Linked DNA regions of Homo sapiens: region 2 is linked to region 1. The links are chromatin contacts, found by Hi-C or POLR2A ChIA-PET in ENCODE. All regions are on one chromosome and are shown on one strand. The core of a region is the stretch at or near the end of the contact, and the rest is flanking DNA. Distances in the headings are between cores, read along the strand shown.

Region 1 (4,436 bases), core at 1,072-3,571:
CATAACTGCAGGTTGGGGCATGGAGTGATAGGGGATGGTGAGCACTCCTGGAATCTAGTGGTTGGAGGCCAGGAATGCTATTAAACCGCCTACAGTTCATAGGACAGCTCCCATGACAAATAATTATCCAGCTCAAACTGGCAATACTCTGATAACCTAACTATGACCAAAGCAGTGGGAGCTACATTAGGTCTGTGGCACCCTCAAACTACCAAGTGTGCAGTCTCAGTACCAGCCCTTTAATTTATAGCTTAAGACCATTTCTGTCTGATCTCATCCTTCACCCACATCTGAATCATTTCCCCAACTCCCCTCGTTCCTAAGGGTGGAACTACAAAGGCCAGAACTTTTAAAATTGCAACATGCATGTGAATTACCCAGGGATCTTGTTAACATGCAGATTCAGGAAGTCTGCGACAGAGTCTGAGATTCTGCATTTCTAATCATTTCCCAGGTGATGCTAATGCTGCTGGTCCACAGACCAAACTTTGAGTAGCAAGGAGTGAGGCCACATGTTGCTCTTCCTCTCAGTACTATTTACTTCTTGCATGTGGCTTTTCTCATTATATCATTAACATGCTGGGGACGGCCAGCATGTCTTGTATCTGGGACACCCTAGAGAGGAGGTAGGCTGCAGAGTTCAGTCTGAGCTGGAAATTCTGCCCCACTTGGCTGCATTCCGTCTTGGCTTAACTCCTCTTGAGGTTGAAGGAATGTAAACAAAAACTCAAGAGATTTGATGTAGTTGTGCCATCAGTTATTTTCTAGTTATTATGTCAGGTTTCCCCAATATCTCCTTTGAATATACTCACAGTATATTTCATGTCCACTAACTAAGCCTAATACATTTCTCTTCTAAAATAAAACTTATTTTACTTTTGATCACCGGTATCCAACTCCCCCACTACACACCAATATCTTTAAAATTTCTTATATCTCTATAAAAAGAAGTCTGCTGTGTCACCCTTGGCTCATGATCAGTATTTCCTTGTCAACCAACATCAGCAAGTTACTTAGCCTACCAAGCTTCACTTTCTCACAGGTAACATGGAGCTAATAGTTTCTACTTTGCAGTGTGGTAGAAATGACCTAAGATAATGCATCTAAACATGTCTAGCTCAGAGTAAGTTATAGGTGGTGGTGGGTTTTAAAATGTACCCGGGACCAGGCATGGTGGCTCACACCTGTAATTCCAGCACTTTGGGAGGATGAGGCCCGACACCAGGAGTTCAAGACCAGTAGCCTGGGCAAAATAGTGAGGCCCTAGCTCTAAAAAAAAAAAAAAAAAAAAAAAAAATGCTGTTTCCCTAAGCAGCCTGAGGTAATCTGTGAAAATGGTTCGCTATTCACTTGACCCGGAGAACCCCACGAAATGATGCAAATCAAGAGGTTCCAATCTTTGTGTTCACTTTAAGAACACCATGAAACTGCTCAGGCCATCAAGGGTATACATATATGAAAAGCCAAGAAGTATCTGAAAGATGTCACTTTACAGAAACAGTGTGTACCATTCCTACGTTACAATGGTGGAGTTAGCAGGTGTACGCAGGCCAAGCAGTGGGGCTGGACACAAGGTCGGTGGCCCAAAAAGAGTGCTGAATTTTTGCTGCACATGCTTAAAAACGCAGAGAGTAATGCTGAACTTAAGGGTTTAGATGTAGATTCTCTGGTCATTGAGCACATCCAAGTGAACAAAACACCTAAGATGCGCCGCCGGACCCACAGAGCTCATGGTCGGATTAACCCATACATGAGCTCTCCCTGCCACATTGAGATGATCCTTACGGAAAAGGAACAGATTGTTCCTAAATCAGAAGAGGAGGTTGCCCAGAAGAAAAAGATATCCCAGAAGAAACTGAAGAAACAAAAACTTATGGCACAGGAGTAAATTCAGCATTAAAATAAATGTAATTAAAAGGAAAAAAAAAATTAGCCAGATATGGTGGCACGTGCTTGTAGTCCCGGCTACTCAGAAGGCTGAGGCAGGAGGATCACTTGAGTCCAGGAGGTCGAGGCTGCAATGAGCTATGATCATGCCACTGTACTCTAGCCTGCGTGATAGAGTGAGACCCTGTCTCTAAAACAAACAAATAAAAAATAAGCAAAAACAAACAAAGGATCTAGGATTTTGTTTTAATTAGGTATGGTAAGATGACAGACATAGAGAAATATGCCTTGAAAGGAGTTTATTACAGTTCCCAAGAGAAGGGGGCATGCTGTGCCATGCAGGGTCACATGCAAAGGCACCAGAGTTGGTCATGAGGCAGAAAGAATGAAGAGAGGGCATGACCCATAGACCTTATTGGGGATTCCGTGGGGAGGGATGGGTGAGGCAGGATTGGCAAGTTTGAGCAAGCTTAGAATTAGAGAGTTTGAATAATGTCTGCGGGTTCTAGGCTATAGGAATGGTCTCCAGTAGTCTGTTACTTGGTCCTGGGGTGATTTAGGGCAAGGAAAATATGGGCTTGGTGTGTGAGAGTTAAATAAAGGAAGTGGTTGGGGATACAGGTTTTGGATTGGTTGGTTTGTATATGAAAGATATGTTGGCAGGCAAATTGTTTACTATCTCTAGAAATTAGCTAGCCCTGGAAGGGGAGTCTCTCCAGGATTAGCAAGGCCTCAGGATGTCAAAGCTTTATAAACTACAGAAGATAAAAAACATCATTAATGCATGGTGTCAAGCATGGCTTAGGGTCATTCACACTCCTTGCCTTGCAGCCTGCTTAACCCTTGCCTCCTTAAGTGAACAGACAACTTATGTAAGCACAATGACTTCCAACCAGATGGCTGCCCTGTGTCCCTCTCTGGAAGGCTTCTCCTGCTGCCTCCTCTTAACAGGAAGTCAATGACAGTGCTGCTTCCAACTTGCACAATTTCCAAATGACTGTGTAATCACAGACCCATGTAACCCTCAGCTCTGGTATTCACAGAGAGATAAGAAAAATTCTAGATTCTTGCCTCCCTAAAGCCAAGGGACTGCCTCTGTGTTTCTATTTCATGCTGGTAGAATGAGGCTAATTTTGACTTTCCAGCAGCTCTGATTCCAAGTGAATAACTAGACGCAGCAAGCAACAGGATTGGAACCTGCTGGAGCAGTTAGAAATAAATTGCATGTGCATGGATTCCAGAGGAAACTGCCCTTTGCGGGGGAGGAGAGAGGGGAGGTGGGTACTGGAACAGACTGATCTGCATCCTGCCTTAGCACTAGGGCTGCTGCTTCCCAGGATGACTCACAGCACCATAGAACAGCCTTCCCTGCGAAGTTAAAACAACAACAACAAAAACTTCAATAGATTTGATGCAATAAAGTTGGCAAACAGCCATTGGGGAAGATGGGGCAATGTGGGGCTGGTGAGGCAGATATTACTATTTCCTGGGAGCTCAGTGGGATTTTCAGGATGCTGGGCTCCCTAATGCCAAGCTGCTGGGAGGGAGAGGGTGCTGCGTCCAGTGGGATGCTTTTAGCTGCAATTAACAAATAAGCCAACTTGACCCAGCTGAAAGGTTAAGGAACTTTGTGGCCTTACCTGAGTGGACGCTCACAGGTAGGGTGGGCTTCAAGACTGTGTGACACTGAGCTTCATGAGGCCATCAAGGATACCTAGTTCTTTCTGCCTCTCTCTTCTGCCAGCCAGAGCATCCACTTCATTTTAGAACCACTTCGTTGTAGATTTGCTGCCAGCAGCCAGCGGGGCTATCTTCTTCCTCATTCATTCTAGAAAGATGGAGAAACTTCCTAATCTTGCTTTTTTTTTTTTTCAATATACGCATATTTAATTTTGGTGGGAATTAAGAACTGCAAAAACTGGCTTTGTGTGTGTGTGTGTGTGTGTGTGTGTGTGTGTGTGTGTGAGACAGGGTCTTGCTCTGTCACCCAGGCTGGAGTGCAGGGACACATTCTTGGCTCACTGCAACCTCCCTCCCCCAGACTCAAACAATCCTCCCACCTCAGCCCACTGAGTAGCTGGGGCTACAGGCATGCACGACCATGCTCAGCCAATTTCTATATTTTTTGTAGAGATGGGGTTTTGCTGTTGCCTAGGCGGGTCTCAAACTCCTGAATTCACACAATCTGCCCACATTGGCCTCCCAGAGTTGTAGGATTTCAGGTGTGAGCCATCTGGCCTGGTCTAATCTTGTCCTTTAATAGTAAGGAAAAATTCCCTAAAAGCCCTCAGCAGACTACTTATGTCTTTTTTTTGTTTGTTTGTTTGAGACAGAGTCTCGCACTGTTGCCCAGGCTGGAGTGCAGTGGCGCGATCTCGGCTCACTGCAAGCTCTGCCTCCCAGATTCATGCCATTCTCCTGCCACAGCCTCCTGAGTAGCTGGGACTACAGGCGCCCGCCACCATGCCTGGCTCATTTTTTTGTATTTTTAGTACAGATGGGGTTTCATCATGTTAGCCAGGATGGTCTCGATCTCCTGACCTTGTGAT
Region 2 (4,436 bases), core at 1,233-3,732, 42 kb before region 1:
AAAAGGAAGGCGTAGAAAGATCCTACTATTTGTTCCTCTGTGGCAGACACATCCCATTGCTGGTCCCAGACAGCCTTTAGTGCTATTTAGTGACAACATAAGAGCCAATGATGTTTGGAGCAATATGCCACCACCAAGAAAGACAACTGGTCTGGTAGGCAAAGGGGTTCATGACCCAGCTCCGCCACCCAAATTAGGATGAATGGACTATGCTGGCCAGGACGAGGCAGACACCAAACTGGGTCACTAGATGATCTGTAAGCTGCCTTCCAGCTCTCATGCTTGTAGTTCTGTCTTTGACCTTGATCACAGGTTGAGCCGGAGCATCTCAAAGGTGACTTTTCCACCCCAACCATGACCTGGTGCTAAGACCCTTACGTGTGGTTGAGGTCAGGCAGAGAGCTGCCGGGGCTGCCAGTGGCATTTGTATTGATGCATTTTCTGATGCAGCGTTTTGGCTTTCAGAGAAGCCAGCGAAGTTTGCTGGGGGAGTGTGGGAGGTGAATGCTTTAACTCCACATCCTATCGAGCACACACATCTCTGTGTGCCTGCCCTGGGCAGGCAGTGGCATTACAAGCACATAAGCCGGACATGGCCCTGCTCTCAGAAAGAAGTCCTGGGATTTAGTCTTGGGCATGTCACTGAGCCTCTTCCAGCCTGTTTTCCCATCTGTAAAATGGGAATGATATATATCCTGCTAACATCACAGGGTTGGTTACGGGAGTCAGTTTACAGAAAAGCAAATGCATGAGAGTATTTTGTAAAAATGTCATACACCAGTAAGGGATTATATTCAGAGAGAATCCCTATCTAATTGGAGCAGTGATACCATCTGTTTTGTAGTGACAGCTGTGCACTCTAGGGATTCCCAGAAGGCACCCACCAAGTGACAGACTTTTATACAGGCAGCTGGGCTACAGAGGAGCAGCATAGCAGAGGCGGGCTGTAGGGCATGTTGGAGATAGCCTCGTGATCTCATCCCTGAGACAGAGTTGCTCACAACCCGGTTTGGATATTTGTCCCTGCTCAAGTCTCATGTTGAATTGTAATCCCTGATGCTGGAGGTGGGGCCTGGGGGGAAGTGTTTGGATTATGGGGGTGGATCTCTCATGGTTGGTGTTGTCTTCATGATAGTGAGTGAGCTCTCGAGAGATCTGGCTGTTTAAAAGTGTGTGGCACCTCCCCAACTCTTTCTCTTGCTCCTGCTTTCGCCACGTGAACTGCCTGCTCCTCCTTCACCTTCTGCCATCGTTGTCAGCTTCCCGAAGCCTCCCCAGAAGCCCAGCAGATGCTGAGGCCATGGTTCCTGTACAGCCAGCAGAACCGCGAGCCAGTTAAACCTCTTTCCTTTATAAATTACCCAGTCTCAGGTATTTCTTTATAGCAGTGCGAAAACTGCCTAATACACTCTGTGTAAAACTGTTGGTCTGAGGGTCAGACTAGGTCCCTAGTCTTAGACGCATCAGAAGGCATTCCTGACATCTCTTGGGCATCAGCTCTTTCAGCCCCCTCTGCTTGGACCAAGCAGTGATGAAGGGAAGAGGAGAGACCACAGCTTGATGGTGAGTCTCACCTAGAAGCTCCCTGCCCTGACCTAGGCTTAGCCCTGCCCCCAGCCTATCCCTTATATGACGTTTCCTTCTCTCATTCTGCTTTTTGTTAAGGCTCTGGAGGTCTGGCCTCTTTAAATAGCACATCAACCCCCCGGAGGAGGGAGGTACAGCCAGGGCTGCTCATGTCCTTGAACTCTGTGGCTGGCTAGGGGTGGGGGCAGGAGGAGGCCTCAGACTGCAGAGTGGGTGCCGCTCTGGAAACACTGGGCTGGGACAAGGGTGCCATCTCCTGCTGGGGCCAGTCTGGAACGGGTCACTGCATGTTGAGCCTCTGTTCCACCTGCTTCCATGAGGGATTGGCAAGTAGGGGTCAAGGTAAAAACACATTTGTGTATACAGGGGTGTATACAGGTATACAGGGGTACACAAATTAAAGATAAAAGAGACCAGGCACAGTGGCTTACTCCTATCATCCTAGTGTTTTGGGAGGCCGAGGCAGGAGGATAGCTTGAGGCCAGGAGTTCAAGCCCAGCCTGGCCAACATAGTGAGACTCTGTCTCTAAAAAATAAAATAAAATAAAATAAAAAATTAGCTGGGCGTGGTGGCATGTACCTGTAGTCCCAACAACTTGGGAGGCTGGGGTGGAAGGATCCCTTGAGTCTAGGAATACGAAGCTGTAGTGAGCCATGATTGCACCATTGCAATCCAGCCTGGGAGACAGAGGAAGAACCCCACTCAAAAAAAAAAAAAAAAAAAAAAAAAAAAGATGAAAGAGAAACTAGCTGGATAAGGAGAGATGGTGACAGAAGCCAGAAATTACATACTTCCTTGTGACTGAGGTCTAAATTTGGCCCTGAACTTTTTGGCAGACAAGACAAAAAGAGCAATATGACAGGTTTCTTAGTCTCTTTGTTTAATTGAAAGAAACAAGTGTTCAGTGAGGGCAAACTTTCCCCTTCTGGCACAAAGTTGTAGAAGGAATTTATCACCTAGGGCCTTATCTAAAGAATATTGGGTAACGTAAATTCATTCATTCCGCAAACAGAGGAAGTATACAAGATGTTGGTCTCATCAGCTGATGCCTTGTGAGTGGAAGCATTTGTGCTCTTTGCTGTTTCTGTCTTTTTCTTTTACATTTCTCCTCCCATTCCTACCTCTCCCTCCTCCTGCCCCCTCTTTGATCTTTGTTGTTATAATGTCTGTGTTTCCTGCTTGACTCTATGCCCTGTGTAGACAGGGGTCTGGTTTCTCTTGCTGTCTGTTGGTTTTCCACATATCAGGGAGGCTTCCAAAAATGTTGAGATAATTTAATAAGTAGTGGTTTAAGGGGAAAACAAGTTATTTTGTGGGTAATTGGAAGGACATCTAATCCAGAACTGGGGGCAGTTGAGGGGGGAGATACTTTCCTAGGGAAAGTGACACTCAGCCAAGATTTGAAGCACTCATAGAAATTAGGTAGAGGTCAGCTGGGTGCGGTGGCTCACGCCTGTAATCCCAGCACTTTAGGAGGCTGACATGGGCAGATCACTTGAGACCAGGAGTTCGAGACCAGCCTGGCCAACATGGTGAAAGCCCATCTCTACTAAAAATACAAAACATTAGCCGGGCATGGTGGTGGACACCTGTAATCCCAGCTACTCGGGAGGCTGAGGTGGGAGAATCATTTGAACCCAGGAAGTGGGGGTTGCAGTAAGCTGAGATCATGCCACTGCACTCCACCCTGGGTGACAGAGCAAGACCCCATTTCAAAAACAAAAAAAGAAATTAGGTGGAAGGTGAGGGGTGAAGACTGTTCAGGGACAGAGGATGTCACATCAGCCATGGCCTCTGTGCAGAGGGCCAGGGGTGAGTGGGGAGGGAGAAGGCTGGAGAGAGAAGTGGGAGCCTCTGAAGAGGAGTTACACTTTGGCCTGAAGACAATGGGAGTCCTTGAAGGGCTGGATTTGATCAACTGGGCTTTGGAAAGATGACTTTAGCTTGAACTGGAGGGGAGACCAAAACTATAAGCAGTGAGACCCAGGAACCTGGGTGAGGAATGATGGTGACATAGACTAGAGTGAGCCTCTGCTTGGAGAAAAGTGGGCAGATTGGGGGAAAAGAGAGAGAGAGAAAAAACAGAGTGTGTGTCTTCAGCCTCTAGAATTGATGGGATGTGGGGGTAAAGGAGGCATGAGTCTAGAGTCACTCCCAGGCTCCATGCTTGGGTGACTCAGGGTGGTTGATGGGCTTTCATTAGATGGGGAACCCACGAGGAGGGGCAGGCTTTATTGGGGGAAAATAAAGAGTTCGGCATAGAAAGGTTGTTCTTGAGATCCTAAAGAATACCCCAGAAGAAATGTCTGGCAGCACATGGTTCTGCTGCCAGGAGGCAGCCGGCAACTGAGATCAAGTTTTGGAGTCATCAGTCTATAGAATATAGGCAAAGTCAGGAGGCTGCCTGAAAGCCCCAGAGAGAGACGGAATGGAAAGAGGACTCAGACTGGACCCTGAGAACTTGAACATCTCATGGCCTGGCGGAGGAAAAATAATCATCAAAGGCAGATGGATACACAAACAAGTGTAGTGTTATGAAGGCCCACGGAAGCCAGCTGTCGAAACTGGCCATTGGGATTTCAAGAAGGCCAGCTAGGCCAAGTGCCACTAAAAGGTCAGCAAAGATAAGGACTGAAAAACATCTTTGGCATTTAGCAACAAGGAAGTCACCGATGACTCTTGCAGGAACAATTTCAGTGGGAGGTGGTGGCAATGGTAGTGGTGGTACTGAAGCCAGAGCTAGTGGATTTAAGCATGAGAGGGAAGGTGAGGAGAGAGAGGAGTGGGGACAGTTCATTAAAAGAAGTTTGGGTGTGAAAGGAAGAATAAAGAAAGAGAGGAGGTTGTA

The links. A loop is a pair of places that touch in the nucleus more often than their neighbours do. ChIA-PET counts read pairs that join two places held with the same protein, here RNA polymerase II (POLR2A).
Region 2: a loop to region 1 is called in a map of PC-9, with 2.8 times the contacts of the local background. The contact joins two enhancer-like sites. A Hi-C loop is called at or near these places in 3 of 168 maps with a recorded cell type or tissue (PC-9, cardiac septum and endothelial cell of hepatic sinusoid). POLR2A ChIA-PET finds 5 or more read pairs at or near these places in 1 of 52 experiments (MCF 10A).

What each region holds. Positions count from the first base shown.
Region 1 is chr10:118,869,501-118,873,936 of GRCh38, reverse strand. All of the region lies in intron 2 of LINC03036 (long intergenic non-protein coding RNA 3036), which reads left to right. It also overlaps the pseudogene RPL17P36. Among named protein-coding and RNA genes, the nearest start is that of CACUL1, 120 kb to the right of the region's middle. Within about 2 kb of position 2,321, at least 8 of the 41 ENCODE cell types and tissues checked have a DNase peak (open chromatin) inside an H3K27ac peak, as active enhancers do; they include PC-9, where a contact is called at or near this core.
Region 2 is chr10:118,911,307-118,915,742 of GRCh38, reverse strand. The region is part of intron 2 of LINC03036 (long intergenic non-protein coding RNA 3036); the gene reads left to right. Among named protein-coding and RNA genes, the nearest start is that of LINC03036, 120 kb to the left of the region's middle. Within about 2 kb of position 2,482, at least 4 of the 41 ENCODE cell types and tissues checked have a DNase peak (open chromatin) inside an H3K27ac peak, as active enhancers do; they include PC-9, where a contact is called at or near this core.